3 separate regions of the Homo sapiens genome follow, and regions 2 and 3 are each linked to region 1. A link is an interaction called in ENCODE POLR2A ChIA-PET data of the cell type or tissue named here. Cell type or tissue: GM12878. All regions are shown on one strand.

The links. ChIA-PET counts read pairs that join two places held together with the same protein. Peaks named below come from ENCODE experiments on the same cell type or tissue, not always from the same donor. Only the 100,000 strongest peaks of a DNase experiment are listed, where the experiment ranks them.
Region 2: POLR2A ChIA-PET joins it to region 1 with 6 read pairs; 4 of 35 experiments call an interaction of 5 or more read pairs at or near these places.
Region 3: POLR2A ChIA-PET joins it to region 1 with 5 read pairs; 4 of 35 experiments call an interaction of 5 or more read pairs at or near these places.

What each region holds. Positions count from the first base shown.
Region 1 is chr5:41,769,738-41,772,237 of GRCh38, forward strand. All of the region lies in intron 13 of OXCT1 (3-oxoacid CoA-transferase 1), which reads right to left. Among named protein-coding and RNA genes, the nearest start is that of OXCT1-AS1, 99 kb to the right of the region's middle. In GM12878, no CTCF peak of the experiment used is centred here; a DNase peak (open chromatin) is centred at 1,253; H3K27ac peaks cover 1,786 bases.
Region 2 is chr5:41,823,494-41,825,993 of GRCh38, forward strand. All of the region lies in intron 7 of OXCT1 (3-oxoacid CoA-transferase 1), which reads right to left. Among named protein-coding and RNA genes, the nearest start is that of OXCT1-AS1, 45 kb to the right of the region's middle. In GM12878, no CTCF peak of the experiment used is centred here; no DNase peak of the experiment used is centred here.
Region 3 is chr5:41,827,527-41,830,026 of GRCh38, forward strand. The region is part of intron 7 of OXCT1 (3-oxoacid CoA-transferase 1); the gene reads right to left. Among named protein-coding and RNA genes, the nearest start is that of OXCT1-AS1, 41 kb to the right of the region's middle. In GM12878, no CTCF peak of the experiment used is centred here; no DNase peak of the experiment used is centred here.

The sequences.
Region 1 (2,500 bases):
CCTATCACAGATGTAGGATATCATCTTGCTTATTATTATTACTATTATTATTTTTGAGACAGAGTCTTGCTGTGTTGCCCAGGTTGGGGTACAGTGGCAGGATCTCCGCCTCCTGGATTCAAGTGATTCTTGTGCCTGAGCCTCCCAAGTAGCTGGGGTTACAGGCACGCGCCCACCATGCCCCACTAATTTTTTTATTTTTAATAGAGACGGGGTTTCACCATGTTGGTCAGGCTGGTCTCGAACTCCTGACCTCAGGTGATCCGCCTGCCTTGGCCTCCCAAAGTGTTGGGATTACAGGCGTGAGCCACCACGCCCAGCCCTTGCTCATTAGACTATGAGCCCTTTGCCTTCCCTGTTCACCTTCAACCCAGTGCAGTTGCTAATACATGATAGCTTGTTTTCACTATGTATTTAAGTAAACTGAATTCCATCTTCAAGTTTGTTTCTAAAAAATACAGAATCAAAAAGATATTAAGGTGTACTAATGAGAGTAATCAAAGCTAGGGACATTACCTACAGAGAAAATGATAGCAAGAAGAAAAAAAGAGGTGGCTAAAATAAAATGTAAAATTAAAACTTCACCTCAGGAAGTTGCAAAGCTATAGAGAAGAAAATATGGTGTCCTTCAAAATTGACCCTACTAAGGACATTTTTTAAATATCTTCTTCAGGGCTGAATGTTAAATAAATGTTATTTAATACATATCTGAACTACACTGAATTTGCTTTTTCAAGTGGGGAGAAAAATCATTTATAAGACACCCAAGGAAAAGTCCTAAGAAACTGGATACCCCAACTATTAATCATTAATTAAGCATCTACTTAATACCTGTTAGGTGTTCTGTGCTTTTCACTAAGCATACAAAACTCCTGCTTTTAATAGCTTATAGGTCTTGAATGCCCTCTCAATGTTTCTGAGGCCAAATTAAATAAAAAATGCAAATTCTAAAATCCTAAAACTACCACTTCTGTTTTCTTTCAAATATTCACAAAGGGTAAAATCCATTTTTATAAATTCCACTATAATAAATATAACTAACAGAACCACTGATGTGTATCAATTCAAAATGATTTTATGATAATTGTATACATTAGATTTGATAAATGTGCTATTTTCTGACTCCAGGCAGAATATTTGAAAATAAAAAATTACTTTACAGAAACTATCTATACTAGTTCATACCAGAAACTATACCAAAACCACATCAAGTTTCTCTAACACATTGTCTATTGCAAATGAACCTGAACAAACAAAAATGTAAGTGAAACTCACTTTATTACCATGATCAGAGTCTTCATTCATCTATTGTAAGATAGTCCAGACAAACCACTTTATGCAGGTTAGAAAATGTCACAAATGTAATAGGTTTGATTCTTAAAGAAATCAATTAACTTCAAATAAGAAAAATGAGTTCTGTTCCTAGCTATTAATTACACCAATTTCTCTCATTTTGTAAAATGTAAATACCATTCAAGAGGGTCTCCATAGTTCACTTATGAAACCTCATTGCTCCAAGAAAAAATTCCAATGCATACAAAATTGTCATTAATTATACAAGGTAATTAACTCCATCTCTGTATAAGAAATTAATAAGTATTTATTAAGTGAACAGTTAGAACTATGAAACCAATGTATTTTCTCTTCTCAAGGTACAATCAATGTGTGACAAAGTTTTTTTTGTTGTTATTAAGGCACTTTGGATTGGTTAAGCTCTTTGTATAAGGTCACATAGACTAACACTCTGATCTATTTGTTAGATTTTGAAAATGGACAGCAAGAGAAAAACGTACTCCTAGCTCTGTTCTGAAGCTGCAGTTGCAGTTTTCATAGAGTCTATTCATAATACTACAGAGATGAAAACAAACATCAGACAATATGGCTAAGTGAATTCAGCTTGTTTTATCAGGCCTCTTACAGAAGGCATTGATGGAAAGAGCATGACCAAGTGTTTCAGGATAAATAAAAAGGTACTCTAAGTTATTTGAGTTTATTGAATATAGCTAAGCACTGGAGCTTCTGGGCCTGTATACTACCCAGAAACAGAATAAATTACATATTTAAAAATCCAGGGATAAGTTATTTTCTTCCTTCCACTGAATCGCTGAGAGAAATGCATTAGAATCATATGAAATTGCTCACATAGGAGCATGTATGACCTGCAAATACAGGAATTTCATATGGTTGGTTCAACCTATGTTCTAATGGTGAGGTTTAAATGGTCACAATTACTATCACATAATTTTTTAAAGGTTTATACTTTTAGGAGGTCTCCAATAGTCATTACAAAATAGGAAACTAAAATACAAATGGAAAAACATCATTTATGTGTCTGCATGTACTAAAATATATTAATCTCCTCAACAACTCGTTCACATGGAATATGGAATTATTACTATTTATTTTGTCATCAGGAAATACTTGTTCTCAGAAAGTTTATTTTCTGATTCCTCAAAGAGGATGTGGGTTGGTTGGGGAGAAGGGGGAGGGAATGAGAACT
Region 2 (2,500 bases), 54 kb after region 1:
TTTCTGCTACTAGGCTTCTGCTCCAGTCAGTTGTGATTCTCCGTATTAGCCTGTCTCTCTCCAATTTGGGTGGCAGTGGTTTGCCCTGTGACTTTAATCCTCTGACGGATCTAAGAATAATTGTTGATTTTTCAGTTTATTCATCTTTTTTCTTATTGTGAGAATGGGTGTGGCAACTTCCAACCTCCTGGCACGTTAGGCCTGAAATTGGAAGTGGCTATTTTTTAAATAATCATTACCAGTAGTTACTATATAGAATCCTAAAGTTTCTATCTTGAATTCAAACAACTATATAATACTATCTACCTCATTTTCAATTGGGGGGAAAAAAACATTCTGTCTTCCTAAATGTGAAGGTTCTCATTTTACAGCTTTTAGGAGATTATCCTATTTCATATTTTCTAAAAGGTTAACATTACTGAACAATTCTTAATTTTGCATTTATGAAAGTATTAACATTATCCTGGGGCTACACTAAGTTAACTGAAAAATTCAGTCAGCTAAAGGTCTATGAGCCTGCAAGTAAGGAGACTGTAAATTAGATAAAAATGTTAACATTGCAAAGCATAATGTAAAATGCACCTCAAAATATACCAACCGTCATTTGTTTTTGCTTCAGAACATAAGCTTTAGAGGCACAAAGAAATGTTTAGATCTTAACTCTTCCCCCTACCAATTTTGTTATCTTAAAGTCTTTCCTTATCCTCATTTGTTCTTCTATAAAATATACACAATAAAACCTACCTCACTGGGTTACTATAAAGTGCTTTACATGTAAGTGCATGGTATAAACAGAAGTTGTTGCTATTGTTGTTTTCATAATTATTAGGCTATATATCTCCTTCAACTTATATTACCATTATTGAAAATATTTCAAGTATAGCATCTACCACACTCTGTGTAAAGCACATCTTAGCTGTATAGAGTCTACTTGGACCATTTCACTGCCCCTATTTCCTGGGAATGAATTTCATTAAGAAAGTTTTCCATTCCATTTTCCTATCTCCTTATAAAACCTAGTCCTCAATTTACATATAAAATATTACCTTGTACATTAAAAACATAAACCAAAGAGGAAAAATAAGTGAAAACATTTTGAGTGCAAACATATTCAGATGCCAAGAGCACTGAACAAAAAACTATAAATAAAACAGCAGCTAAAATACTTTTTATAGCAGAAGCTGAGTTATAAAAATGTCTTTCAGATTCTACTTAATACTACTTTTATTTCTAAAGGTCTAATTCCAATTCTAAGAAGACAATTCAAGATGAATGAGTTTTGTAAATTCCTCAGAGAAAGTTAAATTACACCAAAACTTTCAAACTCATTCTTAATCTCATAGCTTTTTATAGTTAACCTGTATTCGCCTGAGTTTGGTAATAACGATGAAATTTTCTTCTGAGTTTTGTCTGTGTCGGCAAAGCTTTTCCAAAATTTAAAGTGAAATTCAAAACTGAACAGAACTTTTTCACAATACATGGCAAAACTTGTATCCTTTTCTGCAACTATTAAGGAAACTAAAATAGATTCTTTAAATGAATCACCCAGATCCTTTTCACAGAAGGCACAGAAAAGGTAGCAGGGTTCTTCACATTCCAGTTTAACTTTCCTCAGGTAGGATTTGTATTTAGAATTCTCTTCGAAGAACCCAAATATGTTCTCAGTGGCAGAAACACTGTATATTATCATTAAACTTCAAAGGCTGAATAAGAGAGAAGGTGACCTATACTTTTGGACATGAGTGGTTGAAGAATCTGAATGTGGACTTTGTTACTCAGTGGCAGAAACACTGTGTATTATCATTAAACTTGAAAAAGCTGAACCAGAGAAGGTAAACTCTAGTCTTAGACATGAGTGGACTTGATTTCTTCATGGAATAAACCACAGAGTAGAAGACCATTACATTCTAACAGTTAAGTAACTCTTGGTTCCTAGTCTTAGGAACTGTTAACTGTTTTAAAATATTCCATCCAAAAACAAAAAGATATTTTCATAATTCTATAAAAATTCAATAAGGCAAAGCTATCATAAGGAAGAAAAGAAAACACTTCCTTCCACATAACTTACATTTTGGACCTTAAGTCCCTCTGTGTTCAGGGAGTTGTATGCCCACAGGTGAACAGAAAGCATCAGTATCTGAGGCCCTCTTTATTTATGTCCCCAAAAGAACAACAGATGTGACTTTCATTCAAAAGAAGTCATATGGCTCTTGCCTCCTCTCTCATCACATGATCTCTTTGTGCACACCCACTCCTCCTCCAATTTAGGCCATGAGTGGAAGCAGCATGAGGCCCTCACCAGACACAGCTACCCAGTCTTGGACTTTGTACCCACTAAAATCATGAGCTAAGTAAACTTTTCTTTCTTAAAGAATAAAAAAGTCACAGTGGTTATTCAGCACAAGCAAGTTTTAAGCAGGAAATAACTTTAATCTTCATCCCAAACCAAAATATGTGAATCTTTTGAGCCAAAGTATAAAAAGAGATAAAATGGGTCATT
Region 3 (2,500 bases), 58 kb after region 1:
CACAAGATACTGCGGAAATGGTGCTCAAGTGTGAAGTTCTGAACACTGTTTATAAGAAAGGGGAGTTAAATGAATCTAGCTAAAATAATTGACTTGCCATTCATCACTAACCTTGGCTGTTTCAATCCTTTTCTGCTGCTTAAGAGGATCGGTGCAAGACAAGAAAGCACATTGCTACCCTGGGTAAACTTCCTGATTTGAGGCTTTACCTTACCAACAAATAAGAAATAAATAAGTCTTACAAAAGTGTTTCTGACCAAAAAGAAAAGAGAGAGCTACAAGGCAGTTTAGAAAACTGGTGGGGGAAAAAAAGAGTAATCAGCCTCACCATCCTCAAAGTCTCTCCAACACTGTTCTTCCGCCTCCTAAGGTGCTGATGATACAGATGAAAAATCAGAGACATAGGGCCCTCCCAAACCCCAAGAACACAGCATGACTTCAACCCTGGACTATTTCTGTAGCTCTTGGAAACTCTGCCAGCCAGCAGGAGCTACAGCCACATGCTGGACACTAGTCAGGCTGGAGAAGATTCCACCCATCATCCTGGTTACTGACATTCATCTGGCTGTGCAATTTTTTTTTGTTTTGTTTTGTTTTTGAGATGGAGTTTTGCTCTTGTTGCCTAGGCTGGAGTGCACTGGCAAAATCTCCTCTCACTGCAACCTCCGCCTCCCAGGTTCAAGCAATTCTCCTGCCTCAGCCTCCCGAGTAGCTGGGATTACAGGCGCTTGCCACCATGCCTGGCTAATTTTTTTTTTTTTGCATTTTTAGTAGAGATGGGGTTTCACCATGTTGGCCAGGCTGGCCAACTGGTCTCGAACTCCTGACCTCAGGTGATCCACCCTCCTAGGCCTCCCAAATTGCTGGGATTACAGGCATGAGCCACTGCACATGGCCAGGCTACACATTTCTATACATGAGAAACTGGCCGTCAAGTATAAGTCAAATAACCAAGAAAAAGGCAAGTGCTTCTAATAAAATGAGTCCATCAATATGTAATTATATCATATTAATGTCAGATCTATTGACAGAGGCATCATGCTTTTAAAAGATGGCAGCAACTACAGCTGGATACACAAATTTTTTGCACAAGATCTTCCCTTCATAGAAGCCCCAAAACCAGTCCCACAAAATTGCAGTCATTTCTCGACATCTATACAAATTCACATTATTCTAATTAATTTTCTATTCATTGTCTTCAAATCAGTTATTTCAGTTCTATGTTGATCCTTTAAGAAATACTGAGTAATTTAATATATTCAGACTACAGAAATAGAAGTTATGCTGTAAATGAAGGGTCTGCACACTTTTTTCTGTGAAGGATTAAATAATATTTTAGGCTTTGCAGGGTACACACTGTTACATACTTTTTTAAAAAATGGTCTTTTCAAAATTTAAAAATATTCTTAGCTCTCAGACTGTATAAAAACAGGCCGTGGGCTGTATTTTGTCAATCCTTGTAAGTAATAACTGTGAACCAATATTACAGAGAAAAAAAAATGTTCTATACAACATGAATCAGCCTCTCTTTAATACAAGCCACACTAGTTCAACAGGCTCTCCTGATGTCCTGAATTAGGAAGTTCTATATTAGAGAAGGATGAGGAATATGCCCTATTTTTCACGAGGCAAAAAAATTCCACCCAGATATTTCTCTCTTCTTTAAGTGGTCAAGGATAAAAGATGTTCAATAAGGACTATGAAGTATCACTTATAATGTGCATATTTATAACATTTAAAAGCCTGGATTTACATAATACAGGTTAATAAAAACACAAATTTGAGGCCTGAAAAATTATAAAGACAAAAAGCCAAAAATAGCTAGGATAAAATTCACCAATCCATCAAGAAAGGGGGATATATTATTAAAATGACTTTCTTTTAGGATCTCTATATAAACTATAAAAAATAGCTCCAAAATTTTGTGAGGATAATGGCATACAAATGACTTGCTGTAATTGGTATTTTTACCTCACAATGCAATGAAGTCCATTGTACCTGAGATAATGGAACTCTCTCGCATTACTGCAGCATTGTTACCAAGCAACAAGAAATAAAATGTCAAGATTAACACTTTGTTTAATATATTTTTATCACCAATAAACTATTTCTATTCTGCTATTCTTCTGGGTGTAAATGGTCATTAAGCTAAGAATTATATTTGTTAATATACAAGTGTATGTAAAATAATGCAGTAAGTTAATACTAGGCATTCACCAAGTCCATATTTTTATATTTATTACTTCCTTGGTAGAAATAGCAAATATTAACGTAACAGTAATTCTATTAGGTTATTTTGCCAAACTACTCAACTACAATATGTCTTCATTGAGTACATCTTCATTAGCATCCAAAATTTTCAAACCAATCTAGCATTTCATGAAAATTCAAGGAAACGAATGAATTGTCTTTAAATACTTCAATACTCTTGAAACAAGTATGATCAGTCAGTTCATTCAGTATGCTTATGTTAGGACATTACATTTTCAAAGCACTCTAT